Regions from separate parts of the Mus musculus genome. Here region 2 is linked to region 1. A link is a contact called in ENCODE POLR2A ChIA-PET data. All regions are on one chromosome and are shown on one strand. The core of a region is the stretch at or near the end of the contact, and the rest is flanking DNA. Distances in the headings are between cores, read along the strand shown. Region 1 holds the start of Rab26os (RAB26, member RAS oncogene family, opposite strand). Region 2 overlaps Pkd1 (polycystin 1, transient receptor poteintial channel interacting).

The links. ChIA-PET counts read pairs that join two places held with the same protein, here RNA polymerase II (POLR2A).
Region 2: POLR2A ChIA-PET joins it to region 1 with 22 read pairs in embryonic stem cell. The contact joins the enhancer-like site here to the promoter of Rab26os in region 1. POLR2A ChIA-PET finds 5 or more read pairs at or near these places in 3 of 5 experiments (Patski and embryonic stem cell).

Annotation. Positions count from the first base shown.
Region 1 is chr17:24,524,556-24,530,946 of GRCm38, reverse strand. Rab26os (RAB26, member RAS oncogene family, opposite strand) reads right to left here and starts at 2,696. Exons shown (of 2, transcript NR_045289.1): 1 at 2,511-2,696; 2 at 2,203-2,311. It overlaps Traf7 (TNF receptor-associated factor 7), which reads left to right and starts at 3,009. Exons shown (of 21, transcript NM_001172113.1): 1 at 3,009-3,181. It overlaps Rab26 (RAB26, member RAS oncogene family), which reads left to right. Exons shown (of 9, transcript NM_177375.1): 3 at 120-161; 4 at 238-304; 5 at 504-556; 6 at 827-892; 7 at 977-1,033; 8 at 1,130-1,206; 9 at 1,304-1,893. The coding sequence ends at 1,406. LOC115488833 (a small nucleolar RNA gene) reads right to left here and starts at 2,471; the gene lies at 2,394-2,471.
Region 2 is chr17:24,563,925-24,570,315 of GRCm38, reverse strand. Pkd1 (polycystin 1, transient receptor poteintial channel interacting) reads right to left here. Exons shown (of 46, transcript NM_013630.2): 2 at 6,095-6,166; 3 at 5,909-5,980; 4 at 5,568-5,737; 5 at 4,634-5,305; 6 at 4,346-4,529; 7 at 2,972-3,189; 8 at 2,604-2,719; 9 at 1,977-2,103; 10 at 1,455-1,690; 11 at 212-964. Among named protein-coding and RNA genes, the nearest start is that of Pkd1, 17 kb to the right of the region's middle. Within about 2 kb of position 3,108, at least 1 of the 3 ENCODE cell types and tissues checked has a DNase peak (open chromatin) inside an H3K27ac peak, as active enhancers do.

The DNA of each region.
Region 1 (6,391 bases), core at 1,447-3,946:
AGGAGGGCCTCCAACTTCCACTCAGTGGGAAGTCCATCCATTGCTTCTATTACTGCCTTTCCTACTTCCACCAGAGGATGGCAGGCATCCTTACTGCTTGCTGGCTGCTTCTGTTTCAGAATAAAGTTCTGGATGTGGATGGCATGAAGGTGAAGCTGCAGGTGAGGTGACAGGAGTGTGGGGCTGGAGACACAAGGGAGAGAGGTTGGGCAGTATGACCAGTGCCTGTTGCCACAGATCTGGGACACAGCTGGTCAGGAGCGGTTCCGAAGTGTCACCCATGCCTACTACCGAGATGCTCACGGTAAGCCCATTGACATGGGGTCTGGCTATCCTCCACATAGTGTGGGTTGCCTACTGGCATGGGGGCAGGAGGCAAGTAGGCACACTTATGGGACAGCAGGTGAGGGTGATGCAGTCACTTGGGAGTATCTAAAAGGGTGCAGGTAGTTAGGAGCCACCAGGCCCCCCCCAGGGACGTCTTCATTGCTTTCTATATCCAGCACTGTTGCTGCTCTACGACATCACCAACAAAGATTCCTTCGACAACATTCAGGTCAGTGGCCTTGGTGGGGGAATGAATCAAGACTGTCTAAATGGCATCAGGAGCCCGAGTCCTGTTACTTAACAGGAAGGATAGACATGATGAACCCCTCAGCTCATGGTTGCCAGGCTATTGGCTAACTCAACGGGCCTGGGTGACACCTGGCTCCATTAGCAGGACCACCTGGATAAATAAGGGCTTCTAGCAAAGCCACTCAATCAGGTGTGGCACAAGAGGCCACAAGGACCAGCCCTGAGACTGGCCTCAGCTTTCCCTATACAGGCCTGGTTGACAGAGATCCAGGAATATGCCCAGCAGGATGTGGTGCTCATGCTGCTAGGGAACAAGGTAGGACTCTGGGCCTGTCCTCTCCAGCCTGGCCCACAGGGTGCACCGGGGACAGGCACTAATGAAATCCCTGTGCCTGGCCAGGTTGACTCTACTCAAGACCGTGTGGTAAAGAGGGAAGATGGGGAGAAATTAGCCAAGGTGAGTCGACAGGGAGGACGATGAGGGTGTTCTTGAGATTGGGACACTGAGCTGCCCCCAGGTGCCCAGCACCTAGCTGGCAGTAACTATTTGCAGGAGTATGGGCTACCTTTCATGGAGACCAGCGCAAGGACTGGCCTCAACGTGGACTTGGCTTTTACAGCCATAGCAAAGTAAGTCCTGGTAATGAACAAACACTACCTCACATTCTAGGATAAGTGGGCTACCTTGTTCTATGTTATCTACATCCCCTCCCCTGTTGCTCTTCAGGGAGCTGAAACAGAGATCAGCCAAGGCTCCCAGCGAGCCGCGCTTCAGGCTGCATGACTATGTTAAGAGGGAGGGCCGAGGGGTCTCCTGCTGTCGACTCTGAACCTTGCTGAAACTCAGTTCCACGCTGGAGGAAGCAGTTCTGCCTTTGAGAATTGCCCGAGTCTATAGACTTGTCCTCAAAGGATGGATGCCCTAGTGTCTTCTCAAAGACACCAGAGGCTAATGCTTACCCTTTGCCCCAGTGGCCACCAGAAATGGTCTTGAAGCATAAAAACCAGGCCACAGCACATTGCTGCCCTCTTCTGGGCACTCCCAGAAGTGAGGAGGGGGACCACACGCAGCACACTGCTCAGACAGGACCCCACTCAAGGCTATGTCAGTCACTGTCCATTTGTTGGACTGCTTCCGACTCACTAGGAGGCTGATATAGGGACGCACAGCAAGGTCAGAATGATAGAACCCAGTCACAACTTAGCAGGCTGGCCCAGTCCGTTCCACTTTGTACTAAAGTCACCAAGCCACAAATGTTGAGTGAAAACCTGTCCTCTAAGTCCCTATTAATAAAGGTGTTTCTGGAGTTTGTGTCATCTGTGGAAAACCACCTCCTGGGGCAAAAATGGCTTAGTGGGGGGGTAAAGGTACTTCACCTGGGGAAACACTTAATTTACACATGCGCTGATACCGTCACCAAAATTCCCACAGGAATAGTTTACTATCAAGATTAGGGTGCCCCACAGCCTATTCCTTAAGTAGTGCTGGCTTATAAGGTCACCCTAGATTAGAATGATTCAAACAGAATATCTTAGTCAACCCCTTTGCGGACTGTGTGACGCCAAACCAGGGCCTCTACGGCACTGTGCTATCAGCACATGAAATCACAACGTCTGAAACCACAGTAAGATTGCATTTCACTTTATTGCTAAGAAACTCAGATACACGGATGCCCAGCTTACCAGCCAACACTCCTACTCGTTGGATCTCTAGATGCAGCCGACTCAACATGCCCTGAAAAAAAAAAAATCAAACATAAATCTTTACTTTGGTTAACTTTTCACTCAAAACCCATCCAATTAGTGACGTCGCGCCCAAGCCTCAGTCTTATAATGTAATCAGACTACGCATGCAGTTTTCATACGAGGTGTCAGAAATTAATTCATCACGGGCTTGGGGCTGAAAAGGGAAGCCAGGCCCGACCAGTTCATACCTGCAAAAATGGAGTCAGAAGAAAAATGGGGAAGGGTTAAACCCTTAGGACTAAAGCACTTCAGCTCGGGAGGAAGGCAGATCTGTAGCAGAGGTCCTTTGAGTTCCATTCGGCGAGCACTACTCCCAAAACGTTCCTTACAAAACCTAGATGAAAGGGACCACGAACACACTCACTCCCAAAAAGAGCGACTGCTCGCGAGGCTCAAGAGTTTATAGAACTGCCCCTTATGTGATTGGGCCACCTCTGAGGAAGTGCCCACCTTCCTCCACTGCTGATATGCTCCTCGAGCTGTCCTGCAATTTCCACCAATCGTACAGCGACTTTTGTTTTGGAGGCGGTATTTTGAGTAGCTCGAATATCCTCCCGGTTGTAGAGCCATTGAGTCCATGAGTGACGAGTTCAGTTAGCCAATCAAATTCCAATGTGCAACATAGAGTGATTCTGAAGCTACCAATCCGGTCCTTCAGTACAGAGGTCGCCGGAAGTCGTAGTTTAGGAAGCTCAAAGCGTGAAGCAGCACCTAGAGTTCCTGAAGTCCGTGAACTACAAGTTCCGACCTGCCCCGGGACTTCCGGCTCCTGTATCCTGAAACCTTTCCCGGCCGCGGGCCGAGAGGGGCAAGATGATGCCGGTGGGTGAAGTCGCTGCTCCTAGGCAGCCGCGGGCGGGTGAGTGAGTGCGCGGAGCACAAGACCTGGGGCTCCTTCTTCCGGGGAGTGCGGTGGAGCGCGGGCTGGTTGTGGGAGCGTCGCGAGCGGTCGTGGGCCTAGCCTGGGGGGCGGGACTGAGACGGCTGGGGTCTCAGCCTCTATAAGTCCTCCTGACTCCAAGTAAATCCGTCTGTCACTCCTTCCCTTCACTCTCTCTTTCGTTGTCTTTGCACTCCTATGTTTTTTTGAGCGCTGCCTGTGTGCCAAGCAGTATCCTAGGCTCTGGAAAGTCGGCGGAGAACCGGATTCCAAACTGATAAGCTCATCTGGTACGCGGTTTTGAGACAGACCATTCTGCCTCTAGGGTCCTGTGCATTGTACGCAGTCCAGCAGCAATTCTGAGTTTGTTCACTGAATGGTAGTAGTAACACCCACAGCCCTGTTTTGTTATGACAAAAATGTCTCAAGACTTTGGTAACTGTCTCCTTGTGGCAACTCACCTGCAGTACTGTTATTCTAGTTAAAATAAAAAGTTAAAAATCATGAGGAACTGTGATAAGTTTTACGGGGGGGGGGGAACTGAACACAGATAAAGTATTGAGTATTGGGCGTTCTTAAATCTTTGGTAGGGAGACCTACAGTTAGCTGAAGATCTGATGGAGAAGCAGTCAGTCTTGAGACATTTCAGGAAGAGCCTTACAGGCAGGGGGAGTCAGAGGAGCAAGCCAGCAAGTATAGGTAAGTGATAGGTAAGGTTAAGAGGCAGAGCAGGGTAAAGTCTGAGAGCCTCTGGTATGTGTGATGATTTATGAGTCAAGTAAAATAGTGAGGAAGCTAGACCAGCGTCTTCTAACCCTCACTAGAGGCCAGTTGTCCCAGCCTAGATTCTTTTGAGGCAGGCCAACATGATCAGATGAGGCTGAGGTCTAGAGATATCTGTCTCATCTCCCCTCCTGCCCCGCTCCCTGCACGCACAGGCTCATTCCTTTGCAGCCTTGTTCTTCAGGGGCCTCTCCATGTCCCAGATCTCTTTCCTGAGGATCTTTGTGGCAGGCGCTGCTGCAGTCATAAAGACAATCCTGAAGATCCTCTATACATTCATGTTTCTCTGCAGAAACTCAAGTCCCTGTACCCTGAGGTCCTAAATCTATTTGCAGCTGTCTCTTCAGGAAATGAGAATGGCTGTGTACAGCCTGACTAAGGTGACTAGGAAGGAGTGGCCAAAAGTATTGCCCAAATCCAAGAAGTTCCTTGATATAACTTCTTGTAGCTGTACATCAGAGTCTTTCAGGAAATGAACAGGAAAGATCGGGGTGTTTAGTAATGAGCTGAGGCTGACACACTAGAAACAAATGGAGCTCCATACCCTTTCTTTCTGGCTGGCTTCTAGTTCCTTGGGGGTCAGACTAAACAGTCTTTGGGGGTATCCCTATTCTAAGCCCCAGAGGGTATACATCTCAGATGAAGCAATGCCTGGTGCAGAAAATAGGAAGAAGGTCGAGCTGAAGCTACCTCTGATAGCTCCTTTCCGACTTGGATCCATTAAAATGTTTTATAGTGAGAAATACAGTCTCCTTCAAGGTCACGCAACTTACCCAGTTATTCCTCTCTTGCATGGTCAAAGTAGAATTTGAACCCAGGTCTGTCTGAGTCTAGAGCCCATGGTCATTATTACTCTACCATAAGCGCCATATGTGTGAAGTGCCAGCCTATGGCTGCTTTTAAGAACTGTCAGCTGGTTGTATCGTACTGTAGACAAGGATTCCCATAAATCTGTAGGCACCCAGCAGTTTATCAGATCTCTGACTGGCTTGTGCATGAGAAACCCCCATCCTTCAACAGATACTCTTAGTATCCCAGAATGCCAGTCCTAGGGAAGAGTAAATGGCTTAAAGAAAATAGACTTCTAAGACTGAGCTGCTAGTGTCGGACTTGATGATTCTTGAAAGTCCCAAGCAGAGGAGGTCACAGTATAGAAGCATAGAAGCCAAGAAATAAACGCGTCCAGTTCCAAGAGAGCCAGAGGAGGATGCCAGAGGGGGTCGCGTTTGCAGGGGAAACGGCCTTGATGAGTGGAGCTGCTGTGGGTGCCGGAAGCAGGTGTGGGTGGGGCTGGAGAGGTCTCTGCTCTTCATCCTGCTGGCCTGGGACTTTAGTGATTTACCCAAGCTTTTGTGGGGTGGGATGAAGCATACACAAGGGGGTCAAAGCCACTTAAGCAGATCCCTGGACCTGCTGCCACAAGTTTGATACCAGTTGGATTTGTTTGAGACAGCAAGGCACTGGGATGGGATGACATATATCTCAGAGTGTTCTTTCTGTGTGCTCGGATCTGGCTACTCTCCTCCCCTGGGAAGTCCTCTGCACTTCTAGACAAAGAAAGCCTGATTCCTATACCATAGACAAGGCAAATAAATGTGAGTGAAGTGAGGCTAGGGCCCCTGGCAGCAGGGGAATTGAAGTTCACTGAGCTCTGAAGGGGTTCAGCCTGGGCAGGCCAGGTACAGAGGCTGGATATGGGGTGTAAGAAGGAAGCAGAACACTGGGCAGGAGAAGCAAGTTAAGGGACCCCCGCCCACTGAGTTGGGATTGTGGGTATAGACAGTAGGAAAACTGAGGATGGAGGCCTAGCTGGGAAGCTGGGAGGGAAAGAGGCAAAAGGTTTTTTGTGTCCAGGGTTTTTAGAGATTCTGGGAGATCTTCAAGTCTGAGGTAAGCAAAGGCACTCTGGGGACCTTGGCTGTAATACCCTGCCTGCTTGGGATGGAAAAGATGTGCTTAAGGGGACATTCAAGGGAACAGCCAGAGGAAGTGCACATAGCTTTGTTATGGCAACCAAGTCTGTTTCTATAGGATTTGGCAGCCAGATCTGGTTTTGAGCCCGGGGGAGCTGAGGTAGGGGCTGGACATTCTTCAGGCCCCCGCACTGGCTTCCTCATACCAGGAGATGTGCTTCAAACTCTGGCAAATATGAGCAGAAGGTGCTCTGGCTGAAGGCTAGCCTGTTGACCACCCACAGCTCTGGCAAGACTGAAGCCTTGAGCTGCTTGTCTGCTGGTGACAGCCAAGATAGGTAGTGTCCTTCTCTATGGATGGTGTGTGTGTGTGTGTTTGTGTGTGTGTGTGTGTGTGTGTGTGTGTGTCTGTCTGTCTGTCTGTCTGTCTGACTGTCTGTCAGAGTAGCACTGTATATCCCAGGTTCAGCCTCTCAAACAAAAATCTTGGGGC
Region 2 (6,391 bases), core at 1,859-4,358, 39 kb before region 1:
TGTCTATCTTGCACGAGTCCCTAGGTTCCATACCCAGCACCACTAAGGAGAGATATAATCACTAAGAAGACAAGGGCTCCCCAACAGGTCCCACTGGAAATCCTGTAATAGGTGCTATCAGCCCTAGAAAACACCTGAAGGTCATCCCTCCTCAATGGGGAGGAGGCTTCCTGTTTTTACCATTTAGAGGGCTGGGTTGTAGGACACTTACCACCAGGATGCCCTGTAGCACTCGGGCCTCAGGGCTTGGCACAGCACGGAGGCCACAGATGGGCTCCTCAGCTGTCACTCTCAGGCTGAGGTTGGCCTGGCTGGCTCCATTTTGCGCCACAATCTCCACTGTGTGATCCCCCTCCTTGAGCCTGGGCAACATCAACACTGAGAACAGGGTGCCATTGGCCTCTTCTGTGCAATCTTGCTTGAGAAAATCCACCTCAGGAGGGCAGGCATCCTCGAAGGGAGCACTAATATTGCCCCCAAACCACTGAGCTGTGGCAGTGGCATTAGCACCAGAATCTACCTGAAGCACCAAGACTGAGCCGTTGGTTGGCACATAGATGTGGCCATCAAGGGGGATGGGGTGAATGACTCTCAGCCCAGCTATTGGAGAGACCACACTGAAGCTGCAGGACAGGTTTTGCCTGGATACGCTGTTGCCCACTGTAGCCCGGACCTCATAGTGCCCAGGATGCTGTAGTCCAGGGTTAGGCCCAAGGCCCAGCAGTGGTGTAAGCCGCTCTGTGACCAAAAGCAGCTGTAGGGAGCAGACAGGGCCAGCCCAAGCTTCTTCCAGATGGACAGGCAGGTTGGTCATCCAATCTGAGGCATTGGTTGAAAGGTACAGGGCTTGGCCAGGACAGCTGGAAGCCAGGGGACACTGTAGGAGAGTACCTGGGCCAGCATCATGCTGTAAGCCAATGAGGTCACCAGGGAGCATAGGAACATCCTGGCTGTGGAGGGTGACCTATAGAAGAGGGAGGCAGTGTTGTATCACATCCCCATAATAAAGACTAGAAGGACTACTGAGACAGAGAGGACAGAGTACCCATATCAGGCCTCAGCACTGAAAATGGTGCTTCGTGGAGTCCCTGCCTCAAGGCACTCATGGCTGAGTCAAACAGGACATTGTAATATAGGGGACATGCACAAGGAAGATATAGTAAGAGTGACTGCCACAGGTGGAAAGAACTTTCTCAGGGACATAAGGCTAGAAAGCAGGTAGCTGCTCCAAATGAGAGTGCAAGTTCCCCCTTAGAAGACAGAGGACAGAGGGCAGAGGCCCTGAGAAGGAGATGAGACTGGGCACTGGCGCAGGATGCAGGCAAGAGCATCAGGGCAAGGCTATTGAGCATATAAAGAAGCCTGCAAGGTATCTAGTTGAGAGACCACCATCTTGGGTAGATAGGGGGAAGTAGCCTCAAGAATAGGTCAGAGACCCACACCAGGACACATACCAAGTACTGTGTGGGAGGCCCTGCAGGCACAGAAAAAAAGAACTCCTTCCATAGTGTGTAGCTGGCCCTAGAGAGTCCCAGCCTTGACACAGACCCATTGATGCAGACATGAGAGTTACACGAAGCATCAAAAGGTATGCAGACATTGGCTCCTGGACACCAGAGTTCCTCAGGCACACACTTGGGGGCCGGCTCAGTCCTGTTGTCAGGCTCACTGCTGCCTTCTGGGACCGCTGCTGGGAAAGGAAGGATGTCATGAGCCTGATTCACTAACAAGCTACTATCAGGGATGCTCCACTTACCCATTATAAAACCAAACCTTGATAAGCAGTTCCCCAGTCTCCACCATCACTCCCCTGCCTCTAGATCATCCCCAATCAGGTACCACCCGATCTAGCTTTGGGACAAGGGAACAGGAGTTGGCAACTCTGCCATCATTCTACCTTGAGGCTGGAATCGAAGGCATGAGAAAATTCAGACAACCCACTAAGCCTCCACTTCATTTCCCTTTCAGAGCCCCACCTGCTCCTCCTGAGGGCCGGTACACCTGCAGCCGCATCTGGGCAGGCTCTTCAAGCTTCTGGGTAGAAAACTCTGCTGCAGTGAGAAAGGCTTCCCGGCTAGGGCTCAGGCCAGGGAACACCATGACCTGGAGGAGATGAGACAGCCTCAGCTCAAAACATCTACCCCTGGCAGTGTAAGGATAGCCCTCTCAAGGTTAAACCTCATTTCATGTCACTTGGGAAGAAAAACCAAATCAAAGTCAGCTGTGAACAACAGGATGCCTGAAGCAGGAAGATCATGAGTTCAAGGCTTGCTTAGGCTATACAACAAGACTTTGTGTGAAAAAAATAAAAATTTATCTGAGCAAAGGTTCAGGAGAAGCAGAATTTTTCAGATAACAGAACTAGATGCTTTTCATTTCTTCACTCTTAAATATTTTTCTAACTGTCACACTGGGCACACTAACAATTTTAACAACTTCTAACAAAACCTACTTGAGGGGTTTTGTTTTGTTTTTTTAGGGTTAAGGTGCTAGGAACTGAACCCAGATACTGAACCCTATCCCCAGCTCCCACTTTGATTATTAGCAACAGAGCAGTAAAGTAATGTTGCAAAGGGTTCTAGAACACAGAAAGGCTGGCCTACCTCCACAGGTCGCAGCGGGCCCTGGACAGTTTCCTGCTGTGCCAATGGATGCAGAGGTCCAGACAGGCCTCCACCAGACATTCCCATGACAAAGTTCTCAGTATCCCACACAGGCCCTAGGGGTGGTAAGTATGCAATGAGGTACCAGAGCCAGGCAGAGGTGACACTGGGGAAACATTCAAGTTGGAGCTGGACTTAGGACTAAGCCACCTAGCAAAACCATCTGGCCCCCTCTCATCTTGTTTCCTCTGTCCTTATTTTTTCTGGTTTTGTCCCAACCCAGACACAAGAGCAAACATTCATGGTCAGTACTGAGCTTAGAAGACAAGCACAGAGAAGGATGGCTTCTGCCACACAGCAGTCCATACCTCCAGGCCGCAGCTCGCAGACATAACTATGTGGTGCTGAACACAGGTCTGTGTTGCATTGCCCAGCAGGCCCCAACCGCACACAATGCTCTGCTGTGGCTGGGTGTGGCTCCCCAGGCAGCCAGTTCTGGCAGCTTTCCAGGCTGAAGGCCTCACCCCGGGGATCCAGGCCTTCTGTCCCCTCCACAGATGAGAAGCCGATCCACACATCCAGGCTCCTATGGCCAGATTCAAGGGACGGCCAAGCCATCAGGGGGCAGCTCTGCTTGACCTCTGAGGACATACTCTTCATAATACCCTGGTAAATGGGCCATATCAGCCTCATTTTTCAAGTGTTAAAACAGCCTCAGAAACATTACCCAACATGGACCACAAACCCAGGCTCATAGTCACATTCATCCAGAATCATGTCTATGGGACCAGCTCTTCTTGGGGACCCATCTCAGATTTGGCCAAGGATCATGGGCCACCACCACACCTGAAGGGAAACTCTGAGGGCTGCAGAAGAGGACCAAGACTGCATCTATGCATGCTGCATGATAGTACTATCAACACTGGAAGGCCCCTCCAGAGGCAAAATCTAGAGGTTCACGGCCAAACGTAGGCACAGGTACATACCCAGGAACATATATGCACAAAGGTACATGCTTGGGTGTGGGCACAAACCTAGACACACACCCTGGGAGGGAGACATAATGGAGCCCTGGTTCCATGTAGGGCACTATTACCCATCAACTGGATGATTCTGGAGCAAGCAGGTCTTAACCACTCTGGACCTCTATTTCCCCTTTCCAACCACACAGGCAAAGTAAAGAATGTGATTAACCACTCACAAGACAGGTATTCCAATTCCACCCAGGGAGCAATCACCCAAGAGAGTTGGAGTATACCCTTACAACCCACCCAGACACAGGACTGTAGGGCCCAAGAATATGTTCCCACAAGCCTGCGCAGGGCATAGGAGCCTGAAAGGCTTTCCACAGATGGGATAGCATGTGGCATTGGGAAGGGAGGTACTCAGGGGATGGGGTGGGGGGTGAGCACAGCGGTAGGAAGAGGAGAAAATACAATCAACAGTGACCAAGAACTAGTCCTGTCAGCAGGACCCAGGGCCCTCCCCTACAGAGACAGGAAAGTCTGGGGGCCAGGACCCAGTTCTACCTTTGACACTTCCCAGAAACGGTTAGAGAAGCTGCCCCTACCTACATCTGCCTTTACATACACAGAGCTGGCAGCAAAGGCCACCTGTGGGGCTGTACACAAAGGCCCAGCTGCCCAGCTTTCCTCCTGAGCCTCTACAGGCTTAAGGGCTTTGGCCACACCCAGAATTCTGAGCAACCCCCACCCATTTTGCCCTTTCCAGCATAGGTGTACCTGGTAACCTTGGAGACTAGGAAGTGCTGGATGGCAGGACTGTCCACCATAGCCAAGGCAGCTCCAGCCCAAGTCCGACATTGCTCCTGTGCTTGCAGCCAGGGTGCCTTCTCTGCCACCAGGCGGTAGCAGTGCCCATTGCCAGGGAAGATCTCTGTGTCCAAGGGGCAGAGTGGGTGGACCACTAGGTATGGTAAGCAATGAACAAGACATCAGGGTATGCATGAGGCTGGGTGCCAGGCTCTGCCCTACCACCCAGGTTACAAGAGGAAGCAGGAGGGTAGGCACCTTGGGCAGGCTCTTTATCCAAAGCCAGGATGCTATAGGTGACCTCAAGGGCTGAGCCTCCACGATGCCGTATGCCAAGTTCAAGGCTCTCGTTACTGTGCACAAAGGATGGGCACACAAGCTCCAGGACAGTAGGTGTTGCTTCTACTTGCACCTCTGTCTCCAGCAGAGCTGAGCCAGCCCCCAAGGCCAGCACAACTGTCATGTGATAGCTCCCAGGTAGCACATAGAAGTGGGTGGCAGCAGGGCTAGCCATGTCCACCTCAGGTGAGCCATCTCCAAAGTTCCAGCGTGTTGAGCTAATGGGCAGGGAGGAAGTAATATGGAAGTCTGCTGGCTGGCCAGAGGCCAGGGGTCCATGGGGCCCCACCAGGGTAGCCCCTGGGGAGGCGGGAAAGGTGTGCTGGAGCAAGGTGGGGCCCCCACAGGCAGAGTTGAGGGACAGTGAGATGCTGGAACACCAGGATGAGCAGGCTGCAGAAGAGTTAGAGGCCTGGCCTGCCCCACAGAGGCATTGATTCTGCTCCGAGAGGGCTGCAAGGCCCTCACCAGCTGAGAAGCAGAAGGCACTGCAGGCCTCAGTCTCCAGTGGTCCCTCATGGGCAAAGTAGAAGGGTACTGCTGCCACAGCACCTGAGCTGTTGTCAGGGAGGCAGGCGACATATTCCTCACCTGGGAACAGAGAGAGACAGTGGTCTCAGGAACTTACTTTCTTCTGGCTGCATCGTGTTCCCTTACCAACCCTCTTTAAAATCCATGTCAGAGCTGCCACCCCCAAAGATGCCTTCTAGACCCTATCTGGCCACTATCTTCCCATGTATGCCTTTCCCTGGGCCTCATCTGTAACCAAGTCTGTGGCTCCACTCTCCCTGGGTACTGCCCAATAAGAAAAAATGTCATCCCTGTCCTATAGCCCCACACCCACTGCACTCACCACAGGCATTGTCCAATAAGGGGATACTGAGGAGAGGTTGGCCGGCCAGTGGAATGGGCCCCCTGCACGTGGTTGCCTCAGACTGTACCACATGCACCTGATGTTCCTTTGCCCAGCGTGGCAGCCACGCCAGACCACAGTTGCACTCAAATGGGTTCCCACTCAGGTTTCTGCAGGGGAGGGGCAGGTGTGGGGCACCAGGCCAGCAGGGGTGCAGTTCAGCTTCCCACTACCCACAGCTCTCAAAACTGGGAGGGGCTAGGGAACAGGGCAAGATGACAGAGGAGGTGATGGGGACAGGAGTCCAATCACTGAGACCCACTAAAAACAAAGAAACTTACATTTCACTTAAATTAAATAAATTAGCAAACACGCCTTCTTCTAATGTAGAAATCCTATTGTTGCTTAAGTCCCTGCAAGAAAGAAAGATGGGGCAAGGTGTAACCTTCTGATGACAGGTAGCTCTTTCTGCTTGCCCTGAGTAACCTTTAGTGTGACGGGCATGTCATGAGGAAGGGGATACTCACAGCTCCACCAGTGCTGAAAGGTTCACCAGGAGCCCTATGTCCAGCGTCTGAAGTAGGTTGTGGGACAGGTCTCTGAGGAGTAAGTGATAGTCAGGAGACGAGCTCTGGGCTAGTTGAGGGCATATCTGGTTCTCACCAGGAGATTCCCAGCATTCTCGACCCACAAGCCCCACCCCTATTCTCAGTCCCCAAGAGGGCTTTTCTTGCTGGTCTGTGTAGGTCTGTGTACTGGGGCACAGCCTGGCCAGCAGCAGCAAAAGTTCTCGTGGGAGCTCAGAATGACCAAGGTGTTACAGA